Linked DNA regions of Homo sapiens: region 1 is linked to region 2. The links are chromatin contacts, found by Hi-C or POLR2A ChIA-PET in ENCODE. All regions are on one chromosome and are shown on one strand. The core of a region is the stretch at or near the end of the contact, and the rest is flanking DNA. Distances in the headings are between cores, read along the strand shown. Region 1 holds the start of PCIF1 (phosphorylated CTD interacting factor 1). Region 2 holds the start of ZMYND8 (zinc finger MYND-type containing 8).

The links. A loop is a pair of places that touch in the nucleus more often than their neighbours do. ChIA-PET counts read pairs that join two places held with the same protein, here RNA polymerase II (POLR2A). Pooled maps may share reads with other maps.
Region 1: a pooled map shows a loop between it and region 2 (7-fold over the local background). The contact joins the promoter of PCIF1 here to the promoter of ZMYND8 in region 2. A Hi-C loop is called at or near these places in 1 of 50 pooled maps. POLR2A ChIA-PET finds 5 or more read pairs at or near these places in 2 of 52 experiments (PC-9 and RWPE1).

The regions. Positions count from the first base shown.
Region 1 is chr20:45,931,659-45,935,932 of GRCh38, forward strand. PCIF1 (phosphorylated CTD interacting factor 1) reads left to right here and starts at 3,025. Exons shown (of 17, transcript NM_022104.4): 1 at 3,025-3,146. LOC107985388 (pre-mRNA-splicing factor cwc22-like) reads right to left here and starts at 3,413. Exons shown (of 1, transcript NR_171669.1): 1 at 1,836-3,413. RefSeq lists enhancers at 951-1,643, 1,926-2,075, 2,335-3,026, 3,027-3,717 and a silencer at 3,346-3,555.
Region 2 is chr20:47,354,184-47,358,498 of GRCh38, forward strand. It overlaps ZMYND8 (zinc finger MYND-type containing 8), which reads right to left and starts at 2,516. Exons shown (of 23, transcript NM_001281775.3): 1 at 2,474-2,516. The coding sequence starts at 2,487. LOC101927377 (a long non-coding RNA gene) reads left to right here. Exons shown (of 2, transcript NR_134501.1): 2 at 1-450. RefSeq lists enhancers at 2,327-2,496, 2,340-2,947, 2,482-2,776, 3,527-3,876, 3,556-4,161 and 3 more.

The DNA of each region.
Region 1 (4,274 bases), core at 1,775-4,274, 1.4 Mb before region 2:
CACCGCACCCAGCTGAGAAGAGGCTGGTTTTGACATGCGGAAAGTGAGCAAACGGAGAAGATGAGGCATGTATCAGGTGAAAAGCAGTGCTGAACACTGTGAGATAGAGAAACCTTTAAGATACTTAACTATCCAGGCCGGAGGCGGTGGCTCACGTCTGTAATCCCAGCACTTTGGGAAGCCGAGGTGGGCGGATCACCTGAGGTGGGAAGTTCGAGACCAGCCTGACCAACAGGGAGAAACCCCGTCTCTACTAAAAATACAAAATTAGCCGGGCGTGGTGGCGCATGCCTGTAACACCAGCTACTCAGGAGGCTGAGGCAGGAGAATCGCCTGAACCCTAGAGGCGGAGGTTGCAGTGAGCCGATATTGCACCACTGCACTCCAGCCTGGGCAACAAGAGCGAAACTCCGTCTCAAAAAAAAAAAAAAAAAAAAAGATTGAACTATCCAGGGCCACTGTGTCCACTCAGACCAGTCACATCGCCTGAATCTAGATCCCTTCTTCACAAAACAGGGAGGCCAGAGTGGTTTAATGGAACCAGCCCTGCATTTTGGTGTTGAGAACTCCGGGCTTAAAATCCCAGTTTTGTTACTTGTTGATGGCTGTGTGAACCTGGACAATGACTTCGCCCCTGCCCCTCGCTCCAACCTGTTTGCTCATGTGCAGATTTAGGTAATAATTCACAGAATTCCATGATAAAACAGAAGACTAGGCACTTGGGATGTTTGGTATCTTGGTTATCAATTAAGAGAATCTGAACAATGAATGAGAAAATACTTTGAAAACATAAAAGAATAGATAAAAGGCCGGGCGCGGTGGCTCACGCCTGTAATCCCAGCACTTTGGGGGGCCGAGGCGGGCGGATCATGAGGTCAGGAGTTTGAGACCAGCCTGGCCAACATCGTGAAACACCGTCTCTACTAAAAATACAAATAAAATTAGGTGGGAGTGGTGGCGGGTGCCTATAATCCCAGCTACTTGGGAGGCTGAGGCAGGAGAATTGCTTGAACCCGGGAGGCAGAGGTTGTAGTGAGCCGAGATCGCGCCACTGCAATCCAGCCCGGGCGACAGTGCGAGATTTCGTCTCAAAAAAAAAAAAGGGTAATAATCACTACATGGTTTTTAAACTTTAGTGAAAGCGCGGGCTAGCTGGGGGGCATGAGCATGGAAAACTGGTTATCCCGTAGGTCAAGAGCGACCACGTAGTTTACTGCCCAAAGCAGTACTTTTTTTTGAGACAGGAGTCTCACTCTGTCGCCCAGGCTGGAGTGCAGTGGCGCGATCTCGACTCACTGCAACCTCTGCCTCCCGGGATCATGTGATTCTCCTGCCTCAGCCTCCCGAGTAGCTGGGATTACAGGCGCGCGCCACCAGGCCTGGCTCATGTTTGTAATTTTAGTAGAGACGGGGTTTCGCCGTGTTGGCCAGGCTGGTCTTGAATTCCTGACCTCAGGTGGTCCACCTGCGTCGGCCTCCCAAAGTGCTGGGATTACCGGGGTGAGCCACCACGCCCGGCCCAAAGCAGGGCACTTCTGAAAAAGGAGGCAATATTAGTAATTATGCCAGGGCAGCAGGCATAAATCAAAGCTGGCCCCCCACCCTTCCAGAACTGAGACAGGACCCAGGAGTCTGGTTTCCCATCAGGCCTCTTATCTGAACGAGAAGCTCTGCGAGGGCAGAACTGCTGTGCCTATATAGAGCTGGCTTATTTCTGGAGGGCTCAAATCTACTTGGAGCAATGCTCATGCCACTGTGAGATGATCACGGCTAACCGATTCAGCACTTAGGAAGCGCCAGGTATTGCGCTGAGGACTTCACATGCATCACCTGAGTTAATTCTCACCAAACCTTTATGAGGTAGGCGGATTTATTATCTTCCACTGAGGAAACTAAAATTTAAATTGGTTAACTCCTTCAAGGCCACACATTTTGGGTGGAGGAGCAGGGATTGAAATCAGATGAGGATCATGAACCCTCGTTCTCAATTACTACTCATATCGGTGCCTCCGTTTTTCTTGAGCGTCCGCCTGCCTGCCCCCACGCTGGCGTGCAGCCAGGACCATGGACATCTGAGAGGCTACTCAGCCGGGGTACCTACAGCCCCTGGCTCCACACAAGCGCCGGTCTGACAGCAGGTGGCAAGCTTTTCCTCTTCTCAAGCTAGCACTGGAAGGGATGCTTGCTGGGGAGACCGGAGATGGGTGGAGCTACCACTCGGACGCCTGCAGGCTCCTACCAAAAAGAATCCTGCAGGGAGCCGGATGAGGAGCACCTCACAGCTGCCAGTTCCCTGCCAGGCTACCCGCTGTAGCTGGTTTGAGGGCTCAGTGAGGCTTTGAACTGCAACTAATGGCCACAGATGTCAATGTTGGAAAGGCCCTACAATGCATTTAGTTGATTTCCCAACTCTGCCGAAAGCCATCTCTATTACTTGCCCCCGAAGGCTAGTTTAAGTTGCTTCTACTCAAGAGCATTTACAGCTTGGGTTCGATGTATATGTAGCCCGGGCATGGGGCAGGGCTTCTTAACATTTGGACACCACGCAGCACAAAGGCCCAGAGAGGGAAAGAGACTGGCTGGAAGAGGCAGAGCCGCGCGGGTGCCAGGACCCAGGTCCTTGCTACGTCCGGAGCCTACGTCACCACGATGCCTCCCCTGGGCCGGCGGCAGAACCCGAGACCCCCGCAGGTTCTAAGACAGCCCCCACGCCCCCCAGTGCGCACGCTCAGTCCAACCCCGCCGCGCACCGCCCACCGCGAACATCCGGCTCCTGCGTGTGTGCTCGAGGGGGAAACTGAGGCGGGGACGTGCCAGTGAATTCATTCCTTCCTCAGTCCACCCGCAGGCCTACAAAGCTGTCTCCCCTTCCTCAGCGCCACAAGGAACAGCAGGGACGGATGGGAAGAAGGGGAGGGGGCCGAAAGCAAGCTGGGTGCGAGGAGCCAGCCGACCCTGCCACACTCAAGATGGCGGCGCGGCCGCGGCGAGGTCCCTCAGAGGCGGTACCAGCGCATGCGCAGCGCGGAGTCCCGGCCCGGGACACAAGATGGCGGCAGCGGCGCTGGGGAGGGCGAGGCGGAGGCGGCAAAACGGGCGGTCGAGCAGAACGTGTAGCCGCGTCCCCTCCAGTCCGCTCCGGGCAGGTAAGAGTCCCAGGAAGCCATGGTCCCGCAGCGAGCCGCGCCAGGGTCTGGGGATCCGAAGCTGGGGGGCGGCGGCCCCTCCGGCGCTTTCTGCTCGGGACTGCCGCTTGCCCTGTCTCTGTTGCCGCCGCCATCTTAGACCCGCGGGTGGGCGGCCGCGCCGGTGGCCGAAGTGAGGGAGGTGGGCCCGGAGAGCCCCAGCGGAGCGGGCTCTAGGGCCCCTCCGCTGCTGCCGCCGCCACCGCCTTTGTGTCGGGCTCCGACTCTGAGTCGCCTCAGCCCGGGGGCGGGAGCGCGCGGCGGGGCGGGGGGCGGAGCCCGAGAGATGGGCCGGCGCGCGCGCGCGCGCCAAACAGCCCACCCTCGCTGGGGTAGGGGGAGGGGAAGGTGCGCGCGCGCGCGCGCGCTGGAGCTCGCCTCTCGCCTTCGTGCGCCGTCGCGCCTGCGTACTTTGTTCGCCCTTTGACTCCTCCCTACTGGGCCGGAGAATTCTGATTGGTACATTGCGGAGATGGTCCCGCCCCACGTGCCTCCAATCCCGGACTCGGACTCTGGCTTCTGGTGGGTTTTTCTGGTTGCGCAGATAGAGTTGTTTATCCTTGAGCAGCGGTAATTCTCAAACTGCGGTATGCGTGGGGGTCGGGAAGCCACAGGATAAATAAAGACGTTAACTTAAGAGCAGTTATGTCTTACTGGGAGCGTACAATGCTGGACTCTACATATAACGGTCGAGTGATTCCGGTTTATAAGCCGGAAAGCAGAAGGGCCCGGAATCCGGGTCTGTCCAACCCAGGGGCTGGTACTTCGGCCACAGACCTGCTGCGCTCAAGTCACATAGGAAATTAAAAATGGTTTTAATTGCAAAAAATGGGTACATTTTTTCAAATAGTGTGAAAAAATGAGTCATCCTGTCTCCCAGTCACTCTTACGGTGCGTTTTAAAAATACAAATTCTTGTGTGCCTCACCTCCGTATTTATTTCTGGCTTCTGAGATGCGCAGTGAGGCACAGGAGTCTGATTTTTTTTTTTTTTTTACAAACTCCAAGATGATTCTGATGCACAGCTGGCTTTGGAAATACTGCAGTGTCCCCATTTAGCCTCACACTAAGCTGTGCCGCTTGTGCGTAT
Region 2 (4,315 bases), core at 1,266-3,765:
TCCAGGGTTGGGAACTTGCTGGGGGCTGTACATTTGAAAACAGATCTTGGCTCTCCAAACCTGTGGGAGCCATTTTAATGCAAGCTTTTAGAGGACAAATGCCTTGCCCTTAAGTTCCCTTCCAGCCCAACAAACACAGTATTATGCAAACGTTGAAGGCACCAAACCAGGAGTCTTATGATTAGATATTGCTTCTAGGGAGGCCACAAGAACCTCGATATGTAATTTCCATTTACAGCAAGGAGATAAGAACAAAGAAAATAGCTGAGTGTCTGAACTTACTTGTTTGGGGCAGTGGCACTGTTCAGTTTTAAGTATATAACATCATTAACTGCCTGCAGTTTTACTCTAAGAAGCTAAGCTGGCCTGCCTTGCACAGACTTTTCTCAACTTAGAATGTGGTACGTTTCTGCTGATTAAATGAGCCTTTTTCCAATTCGGTGTCAGAAAGTGGGCTACTGGACACTCATTTGAAAGAAAAAAGATTACTGACTCCATAAAGTTGACATAACACAGCAATTGAATATATTTCCTGCATTTACGGTCATGTCGGATTGGTCTCCAAGCTGAAAATTTATGTACTGAACTTCTAGGGAAATTCTGAAGGTACTGCTAAACAAGACTCTACTTTTCCCACTTAACTTCTAGCTGCAGCCTTAAGTGGTCAAGGGAAATGTAAAAAGTGAGAAATCTTATGTGGGGCCAGCATGCATACAGATGTGTGGAGGAGACCTGAAAAAAGGCCAAAATGTGTTGGTCAGTGAGTCCTGAATCAAACCCAGTCTGGTGGTAGATGAGATTTTGCACTATACATAAGTCCTAAAACATGAGCACACTGACACCACCCCCCCAACACACACATACCACCACCACCACCAGCTTCTACACCACCAATGTTTTTAGGGCTCTGCACCTCTAAGAACAAGCAGTTTCATGACATTTCACAAGCACATCACCTACTCACAGTTTGAATATCCAAACAAACCCCATTAAAGGTCTAGAGTCAAGTCACAATGAACTGAACATTTCTCCCCTGACTCAGGGTAAACAGGAAGTATAATCTTCAATCCTAGCTGCAGGTTATCAGGAAAAACAGTGGATTCAAACAGTCACCTAAAATCAAGACACTCTTTAAAAAGCCCTTATTTTGTTCCTGCTAATGAAGCCCCCAACTCCTGTAGCCAAGACCCACTATTACAAACAGACCCCAAATGTTCGCAAAACTCTTCAAACATGGTCACAGAGGAAATGGATTGCTTTACTTACCCAACAAATGTTCAAGCAACCGTCTCATTTTTCCACAGTTAGGAAGAGAGAACAGGCTGGCAGATTTGGGACTTGATCAAAAAGGAAATTTTTTTAAACAGTTACATGGTATTATTAAAAACACACACAACAACAACAACACAACCCAACAACTGAATATGGAATGCTGTCATGAGCCACAGACATGATTTTATTTCCTCTACACTCCATGACACAGGAGAAGAGAGGAGGATACAATGTATAAAAGGGACAGGAAAATGAAAACAAGGATAAAAGGTAACATTAGTTCCTTGAAAATCATGCAAGAGTAGAAAGCTAAGGGATTCAGAATCCTTGCAGATTTTTTTTTTTTTTTTTTTTTGCAGGATGTTGTCCAAGATCTCTCCCCCCACCCCCCAGTCCCCATCCCTACTCCAAAAAACTTCCTCCAAAGCCTAGAAAACACTTTCAGAAACATTTGCTGGCTGTAGGCTGGCTTGCAGAACACTCTGTAGCAACCTAAGTCAGGAAAACAGGCTGAACAATGTAGTTTCAAGTGCAGAAGCTCTGTAGAATAAGAGAAGACCGTGTACAGACACCACCACCCACCTAGGCCCCAGGAGCTAGACTCTCCTTAGCACTGCTCTGCTGAGGGCACAATTCTTTTGCAAACACGCTCCTCTCTTGTCAAAACTTATCCAGCCTTCCCAGAACCTCTTTGGAGAGGCAAACTTGCCTGCTCTGCTGTCTGCCATGAGCTCTCCTTGGAGAGGAGCCTGTTTGCTTACCTTCCATTTTCTTCCCCCAGCAGGGCATGTGGCAAAAGAGAAGACAATAGTGCAGGGGTGGGAGGGGGGGAACTGCTCAGAGAGAGAGAGAGGGGAAGAGAGAGGGAAGAGGGAAAGAAAAAAAAAAAAAGAAGGAAAAAAAAAAGCTTCTTTTTTGGCATACCAGGATCTAGCTTCAAACTCTTCCAGAAACACCATGCCCTGGTGGAAGGAAAGGTGTGCCAGGCCCTTGCCAGTTTGCAAAATCAAGCTATGGCTAATGGCTACTGAGCCATGTGACCCAAGAAAGCAAAAAAATTCTCTCTAAACAGTTCCAAGTTAACATAAGTGCTCTGGGGGTGAGTGTGGCACGGCCAGCCACAGAGAAATCACACTGCTCGCCCACAATTCGGATGTCTCAGAGGGAGGGGGAAAAAAGATGGTTAAAAAGTCGAGCTTACCTCTGTGGATGCATTGTTAACACTGTGTAATGTCAATACTTATAAAACATGGAGGACAGGCTCCTAGTTCTCACAGAAAAAGGGTTTGGCACTTCGGCTGATGATCTGGCCGCCTAATAAAAGCTCATCCCCGATTGGCTGCCCCGGCAAATCGGAGTGTAAAGCCGCCCCGGATTGGCTGAAACACTTCCTGAGCGATTATCTTTGTGAGGCTCGGGTGAGCAAGAGCCATCCTGTGCATAGAAAAAGACAGGCTAAGCTAGGCCTTTTGCAGCAAGAAAAACTTGGGAAAGGGGCCCCCACACGCACTTCTCCTGCACCCTGGCTAGATTTCCCGGCACGGGCCAGCCAGGGCAGCCAGCCTGACCTGCTCCAGGAAAGCCTGAGGCCCGGAGGTCCCTGGGAAGGGAGTTTCTTGGAGTGGGCTGGAACGGCTCACCCTCACCTGCCCCCAGAGAAACGGCCCTTGTCCAGGGAGGAAGGCCAGCCTTTTTCTAGAACAGTCCAGCAGGGTGGCTCTCCAAGGGGAAGGGGAAGCTGGGGAGTGGGGAGTCCCGGGGAAACAGCCAAGGGGCCAGAAAAAGGGGCTTGAGGCAGGCCTCTGAGAAGCTGGGGGAAGCAGGCAGCCCGGGGGAGCCCCGAAAAATCAGCAGAGAGCAGCCCTGGCTTCTCAGAGGAGCGAGGAGTAGCTGCTGAGGGGAGGAGGGGAGCAGAGTGGTCAAGTTTGCATAGTCATTGTCCCCATGCCTCCTTGCAAGGCAGGCCAGGGAGCCGTGGGCCTCTCGCGCCCTGCTTAGCCAGTCCTGCAGGCAAAATCAACGTGGGTTCCTGTCGCCCTGCCACGATGCCAAGGGGGACCCCTCTCGGTCCTTACCCTAAGAAAAACCCAAAGCCCTCCTCGCAGGCCACATGCCTGGATCTACAAACTTCCCTTCCCTCCCGGCCCCTCCCCCGCGGCCGAGACCTGCTAAACCTGTCAGTTAAACACAAATCTGACTTCCGTATTAGCCTGCGATGCCTTCGGCTTCCTGCCTGTTAACCCTCTCTCGGACTCGGGGCCTGGCTGGGAAAAACTAGGCCTTGAGATCGCAGCGAAGGCCTGTGGAAAAATACCAGCTGCAGCTCTCCCGGCAGATGCAGAAAGAGAGAGAGAGAGCCGCTGTCTCTCAGCCTTTGCTTCCCAGGGAGGCGTGTACCTTGTGAATCCAGGGCACAGGCAGTGCCTCTCGGGCTGAGAAGCCATTTCAATCCAGAGGGAGACAGAAAGATGGCACGCTCAGCCCGGAAACAAGAGCCCCCATTATGCGTCAGGCCTACCCCCGTAGGTCAGCCCTTCCTGCCACAATCATCCCTGTATGTGTGTGCCTGGGGGAGTTGGGCCCTCCTCGGTGGGCAGACAAATCCCCTGGGCTTCCTAAGGATTCTTGCTTCCATTTATTTGCACAGAGAACGGCTTCTTTTCGTCCCCCAAGGCAGATGGAGCAGCGATTTCACACACAGCCCTCCATTTGGCAGCCCCCCCACCCCCCCATCTCTGGCACCGCTCCCCAGTAAAATATTAACTGGTTGTTCAGAGCTGCTTACAATTCTACCCACTTCAATTGCGTTAGGAGGTCTTTGCTGGTCTCCTCCCTAAAGCTGCCTTCGCAGTTGGTCTGTACCCAGAGATAGAAAAGGACCGTAAAATGTCCCCAGCTTTCTCGCTCTCTTTCCTTCTTCGGCATTTTAAATGACAAGGTGCTTAATTAACAGGATTTTTTAAAACAGCAACCTGGAACCACAGAAGCTAAATAAACACCATTCTTTAGAGGCTGGAGAAAGCGTCCAGAGTTAACGCAGCCA